3 separate regions of the Homo sapiens genome follow, and all the other regions are linked to region 1. The links are chromatin loops, found by intact Hi-C in ENCODE. Cell type or tissue: endothelial cell of umbilical vein. All regions are shown on one strand.

The links. Peaks named below come from ENCODE experiments on the same cell type or tissue, not always from the same donor. Only the 100,000 strongest peaks of a DNase experiment are listed, where the experiment ranks them.
Region 2: it touches region 1 in a loop (7-fold over the local background); 11 of 110 quality-filtered maps call a loop at or near these places.
Region 3: a loop joins it to region 1, with 29 times the contacts of the local background. A loop is called at or near these places in 3 of 110 quality-filtered maps.

Annotation. Positions count from the first base shown.
Region 1 is chr6:105,430,195-105,432,694 of GRCh38, reverse strand. No RefSeq gene overlaps it. Among named protein-coding and RNA genes, the nearest start is that of PREP, 28 kb to the right of the region's middle. In endothelial cell of umbilical vein, a CTCF peak has its summit at 1,289 (motif pointing left); a DNase peak (open chromatin) is centred at 1,254; H3K27ac peaks cover 1,151 bases.
Region 2 is chr6:105,481,023-105,483,522 of GRCh38, reverse strand. LOC105377921 (a long non-coding RNA gene) reads right to left here. Exons shown (of 2, transcript XR_942832.3): 2 at 2,217-2,500. Among named protein-coding and RNA genes, the nearest start is that of PREP, 79 kb to the right of the region's middle. In endothelial cell of umbilical vein, no CTCF peak of the experiment used is centred here; a DNase peak (open chromatin) is centred at 1,112.
Region 3 is chr6:105,834,059-105,836,558 of GRCh38, reverse strand. All of the region lies in intron 2 of LOC105377923 (a long non-coding RNA gene), which reads left to right. Among named protein-coding and RNA genes, the nearest start is that of LINC02836, 200 kb to the right of the region's middle. In endothelial cell of umbilical vein, no CTCF peak of the experiment used is centred here; no DNase peak of the experiment used is centred here.

The DNA.
Region 1 (2,500 bases):
ATTTCTCTTTTGTCCATACTAAGGCTAAGTAGAGATGTCAAGGAGGCAGTTGAAAGTACAAGTCTGTAATTCAGGAAAAGCTCAAGATGATAGCTTGTATACCCTCTCCAGTTTTAATAGAGTAACATAGTATCTAGGTATTCACTTTATTAAAATTATAAATTCCTGTAAGAGACTATGCCTGCAATATAGCTCCTATCTTAGTCTTTTCCATAGCACTTTTCTCAGTTTCATATATCATTGTTTTGCTCACAATATTAAATGAAATGGAATCAAGTTTGCATTGACAATTTAATAACATATCCGTATATATTTTTACATTTGTGTTCTAGTTCATTGCAACAAAACCTTTGGCTAGCAAAAACTTTTCAAAGTTCCAAAAACAGCCCATTCATTTCCAACTGTTAAAATTAGAAAAATGCTAACAAATAAAGTTTTACATTTTTCAAAAGTTCTTTGGAATTCATTTAATGTGATATGAGCTATGGTAAAATGTAAAATGTAATGATATTGTAATGTTGCTATGTATGTCAGCTTTTTCTCAACACCCTTTACATAAGAAACTGCTGCATGTGGTGGCTCATGCCTGTAATCCCAGAACTTTGGGAGGCCTAGGTGGGTGGATCGCTTGAGCTCAGGATCTCAAGACTGGCCTGGGCAACATGTGAGACTCCAACTCTGCAAAAAATACAATTAAACTCGCCGGGCATGGTGGCATGCACCTGTGGTCCCAGCTACTTGGGAGGCTGATGTAGGAGGATTGCTTGAGCCCGGGAGGTTGAGGCTACAGTGAGCTATGATTGCACCACTGCACACCAGCCTGGGCAACAGAGCAAGACCCTGCCAAAAAAAAAAAAAAAAAACTTATACAACACTTAAAAAGGAATTCCTGAAGTTGTTAGTTTATCCTTCCACATTTAACTTAAAAATAGATATAAAAGACCTGTTCTGAAATATCACTTAATATGGCAGTTTTACTATCCTAAGACCTCTACCCACATTCAAAATGACTGGAAGAAAAGTATTCAGCTCAATGGTTTATGAAACATGCCCATTTTAAAAGCCCTACTTTTCAATTCACTTGATAACATATATTGTACATACAGTCTTTCTATCATGAAGCATCTTTAAATATGGAGATTATGGTTTTTTCATCATATTTAAAATGAATACAATTAATTAAATGTTCTCTGAAATTCTGAGGATTAATCAAAGGCAGCTAACATTCTTTTCTTGTCACTAAAAATTGGGTTTTTGCTGCCACCTGTTGACAGTAATTGCAAATGATAAATCTTGTCTCCACAAATCGCAAACTTGCATGCTTGAAAAAGTCCTTAGAAACATACTACTTCCTTCATTCTATGCATGATAAAAGGGCCTAGCAGGGCCAAGTGACTTTCCCAAGGTCACTCAAAGGGAGACAGATCTGAGGCAAGAACATAGGTTTGGGGGTTCGGGCCTTGGAGTGCAGTGTTGATTTTCCCATGCCCCTTATTATCGAACTTATGTAGGTGGCAGAGCACCTGAAGTGCTCTTTACACAACACCATGAAATACTGACGTGTTTCAATCCATTATATTAACTAGTAATATTTTTTTACCATATTATGAAGGAACAATTCTATGGCTGTCTAATGTGACATTCAAACAAGTGCGGGTATGTCTGGCCGAAGGGGAAGGTGGGTCCACCAGTTGGCTGTTTGCATGAGCAATTGAACAGCCTTCTGGGAAATAACTCATCTCTATGAGAGAAGAGAGTTCAGGCCCACAAGTCTGACCCAAGAGGACACAGAAGAGCCTGCGCAGAGGTTAATGTGTTTCAGAGTGGCTGAGGGCTCATGATTGAGTCTGAATGAGAAACAGCTGGAACAAGAGTCAATAAAAACTAAAAGAGTGCTTCACACTTCTTGAGGATACTGTGGGTGCTGGCTTCCTAAGTGAAAGAAGATAGCTCCTCTGAGGCCTCAGTGGATTTCACAGGCACCATCATCACTCTGGGAAGGGCATAAGTTCCTTCAACAGCAGCATCAAAGGGTGGCTTACTGGGGACTGTTACCTTGGAGAGTCAGGGCAGGGACAGAGCACGCATGGCACCTGGCTGACCACATTTATTAGTACATAGTAAGCATCCTTGTGACTCCTGGGATTAGTTCAGATGGAAGACTCTGAAATGGGCTTAGACTTCTCTCAATTGCTGATGGTGACATAGCTGGACAAATGCTGTTTTGTTTCTATTACTCTGAACACCAGATCTGTGCCACAGAATTGGTGCTTATCAATTTGCACATTACAAAATATAATGCTGAAAATTTGTAGATTTAAAAAAAAAAAAAACTGGTAATCATGATTAGCTAATCTAAAGGAAAGTTCTTTGACCTTAAAAAAAAAAAAATCTCTCTAAGCCTTGGTTTCCCTATATATAGAATGAGTAAATTATTAACCTACCCTTCCAACCTCCCTGAAATGTCTGAGAGAATGTTTTAAAACTGTGATACTTACTC
Region 2 (2,500 bases), 51 kb before region 1:
TTTCTTAATAGATTAAGCAGTGGAAAATAGAAAAAAAAAATGCTGAACTTTGGGACTTGAAGACTTACTCAGCACATTTGGTTGTTATCAAAATTAAATCATGAAAGCAGAGTTTTTTATACCACTTCATGTTTGTGGTGGTTATTAAATAAACTCTCCAGTTTTTCATTTCTTTTGAAAGGGGATTTGTTTAAATACTACTTATTTGAAGATTATTAAGTCTCCAGAGTTCAGGGATAACCAGGGCGATAATGCCATGGTGATGCTATCTAACTTCTTTTATGGCATCAGCTTTCCCATAGATTTTATTCAACAAATGACTTGGTTGTGAAGAAAAGCTGTTTATTAATCTGTCTGTCTTAGCCTTCACCTCCCAACCAGACAGTTAATCGTCCAAGGGGAGTTTGAGGGATAACTAGAGAACACACATCATCTATAAGTAATCCCCTCGTCAGATGGCATGTGGTCCAATGTCACTATGATTTTCCTTCTGAGCTGTTAACTCCCATTCTTCCTGCCTCAGAGAGGCATAAATGTGTTTTTAAAATTCATGAAAAACAAGATGTGTAGCTAATCTAAGAAATAATGTAAAACTTGCCTGCATTGGAGGAGGGGAGTGGGGGGGGGGGCCTTCTGTTGCTTTTGAGACTATAAGGAATTTATGTGATTGGTCGATGTCTTTGTGTCCTTATTGGAATGATTAGACAGGTCTTCAGGAAAACAGTTTTCAAAAACTGAGGTTTGGCATTTTTTGGTTTTTTAATTTGACTCCCTACCCAAGACCATTTTTAAAAAGTATTTCAAATATAACCACAAACTGTTCAACCAACTGAAAATGAAAGTAGGCCACTTAGAGGTTTTTGTCTAAACTAAAGCAAAATGTCTTGAGCTAATAATTTTAACCATTGGGAGTTTGCTGGTCATAAAAGCAGTTACTTTGGAATTAAGAAATAATAATTTTAAGTATTACATCAGAATTTGTAATTTTTCTTTTACGGGATATACAGATTATAGTTGGTTTTGGGTCTTTTGGGTTTTTTTTTTTTTTTCTTTCCTTCCCCTTAGGACTAAACTGACCTTCCTGAGCAGTGAAACCCCAGACTTGGACTTGGGCCAGCTGCCTTTCAGCACATCATTAAGAACTTGTGGAGATGCTGTTTAAATGTGAATTTTCCAGCACTCCTTCACCAGACAGATAGACAGTGCTAAAGCAGTCGGGGCATGTTTGACACATCCAATTTTTAAAAGCAAGAAAAGAGAAAAAAACTTAAAAAATATGTATATCAAAGTGAAAGTTAATGAATAATGAGGCCATTTGTCAGATACGCACAACACCTTTCAAGACGCTCTAGATAATAGCAAATCTGCGAGTCAATTTAAAGGATGAACAAGGCTTCAAATAAAGATGTCTTCATGATTTCCGAAGAAAGCAAGCATTCCAGAAATAAAGGGAGACCACTCACACCCCCTATATTCTGATGACTTAGGATCCCCTCAGGTATTGTCGAGGTCCACTATGGGACCTGATTAACCCAAAGAGTATTATGATACATATGCATACCAAAAAAAAAAAAGAAAAGAAAAGAAAAAAGAGAAGGCAGAGAAAGGGAAAAAAATGAAAAATCTGTATTTCCATTAGGTTGATAATGACATTTTAAGCCCGCTATAGGTCAAGACATGCAGATAAAAATAATAAGGTCAACTCATGAGCAGTGTTTTGGAGGTGAGCCATACCACCACCCAAGTGAATGGTGAACTGCACTTCAGCTAGCAGGTCTAGTCTTTGATAAATAATAGCAGCTTTCCTCTATTGTAGTCTGTGATGGCAGTTGAATATCTAACCATAAAATAAAGCAGAAGCAGCCAGGTGATTTGAGGCCATTTCTCTCATTTCACAGAATTATATCAACATGTTCAAAAACACAATGTATGAGCCCATATTCACAGCCAATTCTCAATTACCTGTAACTATGTTCCCACCTCCACTGCTAACCCAAAGTAATATCTAATTGATTTTGGAAGACATTTCAAATTGCTATACCTTCTGCCATGCATTGTGCCTAATTTCATTTTACTACCTTAGCACACTCTGATGGAATTGGAGGACTAAATGATAATCAACAATAATGACTGAAGAAGTGGCCTGAAATGCTTAAAGTAATGATGAAAGTTTACAAAATAGACGACCAATACAAAGATAATGACACATGCAAACATTTTGTTTTTACTGCTTTATTTTTTTATTATTTTTATTTTTTTTTTAGGTGGAGTTTCACTCTTTTTGCCCAGGCTGGAGTGCAATGGCACCATCTCAGCTCACCGCAACCTCCATCTCCTGGGTTCAAGCAATTCTCCTGCCTCAGCCTCCCGAGTAGCTGGGATTACAGGCATGTGCCACCACCCCGGCTAATTTTGTATTTTTAGTAGAGATGGGGTTTCTCCATGTTAGTCAGGCTGGTCTTGAACTCCCGACCTCAGGAGATCCACCCACCTCAGCCTC
Region 3 (2,500 bases), 400 kb before region 1:
CCTCCAGTCAGCCTGCTTACTTGAGGCAGGAGTCAATAACTTCTAGTTACTCTGATATTAGTTTCTTTACTCAGCCAATATGTATTTATTGCATGTTTACTGTGCCACACATTGCAACAGGCATTGGAGATTCAACAGTGGATGCAACAGTAACTTGAATCTAGACTTCCATAGGAGTCTAGAATCAAGAGGAAACATTTATGATTTGAAACCACAGTCATCCAGTGTCTGTAGCTTCTCTTGTGTTGTTACAATAAGGACTGTAGATTTTATAGTCTTTTAATAATATTGAACTTGAAATATAGAAGAAAAATTATCTATACTCATATGTCTGAGCTATGTGTCCTCAGCGATTAGAAAATCGGAAGTTTGCCTGTCATCCGGGCACTTTGGGAGGCCAACGCGGGCAGATCACTTGAGGTCAGGAGTTTGAGATCAGCCTGGCCAACATGGTGAAACTCTGTCTCTACTAAAAATACAAAAATTAGCCAGGCGTGGTGGTGCATGCCTGTGATCTCTGGGAGGCTGAGGCAGTAAAATCACTTGAACCCGGGATGCGGAGGTTGCAGTGAGTGAAGATCACGCCACTGCACTCCAGCCTGGTAGACAGAGAGAGACTCTGTCTCAAAAAAAAAAAAAAAGAATACTCTGTCAAGTGGAAATGATGCAGATTTAAAATGTATACAAATCGATCTTATGATTACAAATAGAAGAAAAGCAGATGCATGGGGGAAAGAAAGCTAGAGGAAACTTGGCCTAATACAGAGATTGAGGTCATGGGACTTCTTGTTGGTTTTTTTCTTCTTTGTCTATTTTCCAAAATTTAAGTCATGTTATTTATGTTACCTTTATTCAAATTATCAATAAAAATATATCGAATTGAGTTGTTCTCCACAGCTGCGTTGAGGCTGACGGTGGGTTTGGGAGTGAGTGGGAGGAAGGGTGGGGTCAGAACTAGCAAGCAGAACGTGTTGCAGCAAGCACTCCCTGAAGCTGCCCACCAGGAGGGGCAGTTTCTGAGAGGGTGTGTTCTGCAAAGAGCTTTGTAGAAACATTTGTGAGCAGAAATCCTAACAAGGAATCCCTTTATTCATCTGCTTCTTAAGCTGAAACAGTGGGATAATTTGTCTGACTTCCTTGCAGTGTTGCTGTCAGTACGATTGAGTTCATGCATAGGAAAGCGCTTTGTGCCCCAAACACCCTATATGGTGTCGGTTACTATCATTTTATGAATAATAACAATTTATTTGAATTTGGTTTCCTTATCTGAAAAATAGCAATAAGTTTCTGTCCTGCTTACCTCACAGGATTATTGTTAGAATCAATGAAATAATGTATGTAAATGAGTTTTGTTCACTCTAAGTGAACAGAAATAAGAGCTACAGAAATAAAAGTTACAGAAATAAAAGCTGTTATTTTTGACTGCACACCTGGTTCCCAAGATATCATGAATTTCGGAGTAATGCTGAGGCCTAGCTTTACAAAATGGTGCCCATTTCAAGCTTCTGGGGTCACACTTTCTCTGTGGCAGAGAAAGACAAATCCTAAAAAGGTTTTTCTTCCAGTTAGTGTTGGGCCAGGATAAGAAGATCCTGTTTATGTCAATGAAATAACTTGTTTAAGCAGAAGATTTCAGAGCCAAGAGAAGAACTTGCAGTCAAGACAATCTGCCACAGTGTGAACGATCCATCTGAGGACAATTGGGCTGATTGTGCAAGCTGATGAAGGAACATGGTACCACTGTCCTCATCCTCTGGAAACAGGGAACAGTCACTGTCAATGTGCTTGAAAATGTGTGGAACATAAGGAAACTACCAGCATGCCAACTTTTGGAATTTCAAGATATTGCTCAATCAGAAATCCGGAATATTCAACAGGAAAAAACAATCAGTTCAAAGTAATTAGTAACCATCTAATATATAGGTCTAAAATAGAAGGCTCTCAGAAGTTCCTGTGACTCTATGAGTAGTAGGTTAGAAAGAAAACATGAGAATGAAAAAAAAAGTGACCTTCCTAAGGCTTTGGCACTGCATACCATTTGTTCTCAAGACACAGCGTTAGTGCAGGAGTTATGCATGCAGGAAAAATATGCATTTTTGAGACTGATATTTGGCAGGTCTCAATTTGCTTATAGACATAACTGGGAAGACAACAATTTGGAAGTCACCATTTTGATTAATTGCTTTTGTAGAATTACAAGAGATCTGGTGATTGCTCGCATTTAGTAAGTGAGATAGAATGCAGGTGAAACTCTTCCTTTAGAAAAGAAAACAATAGTCATAACATTTTACATCAACTAAAGAGAGTAAAGTATGCAGATACATAAAAACTTGCACATGTACATAAGAAAATCCGTTCTCAGGACTTCCTGAAGTGAGCCACTTCCCCTCGTCAAGAGCTCCCCACCCTCAAATGAGACCTGCTTATTCCAGTGAGGAAGCCCTTGGACTCTTCAGTTTTACACGAACACAATTTTCCTAAGAAGTCTGTGTAGAATCAA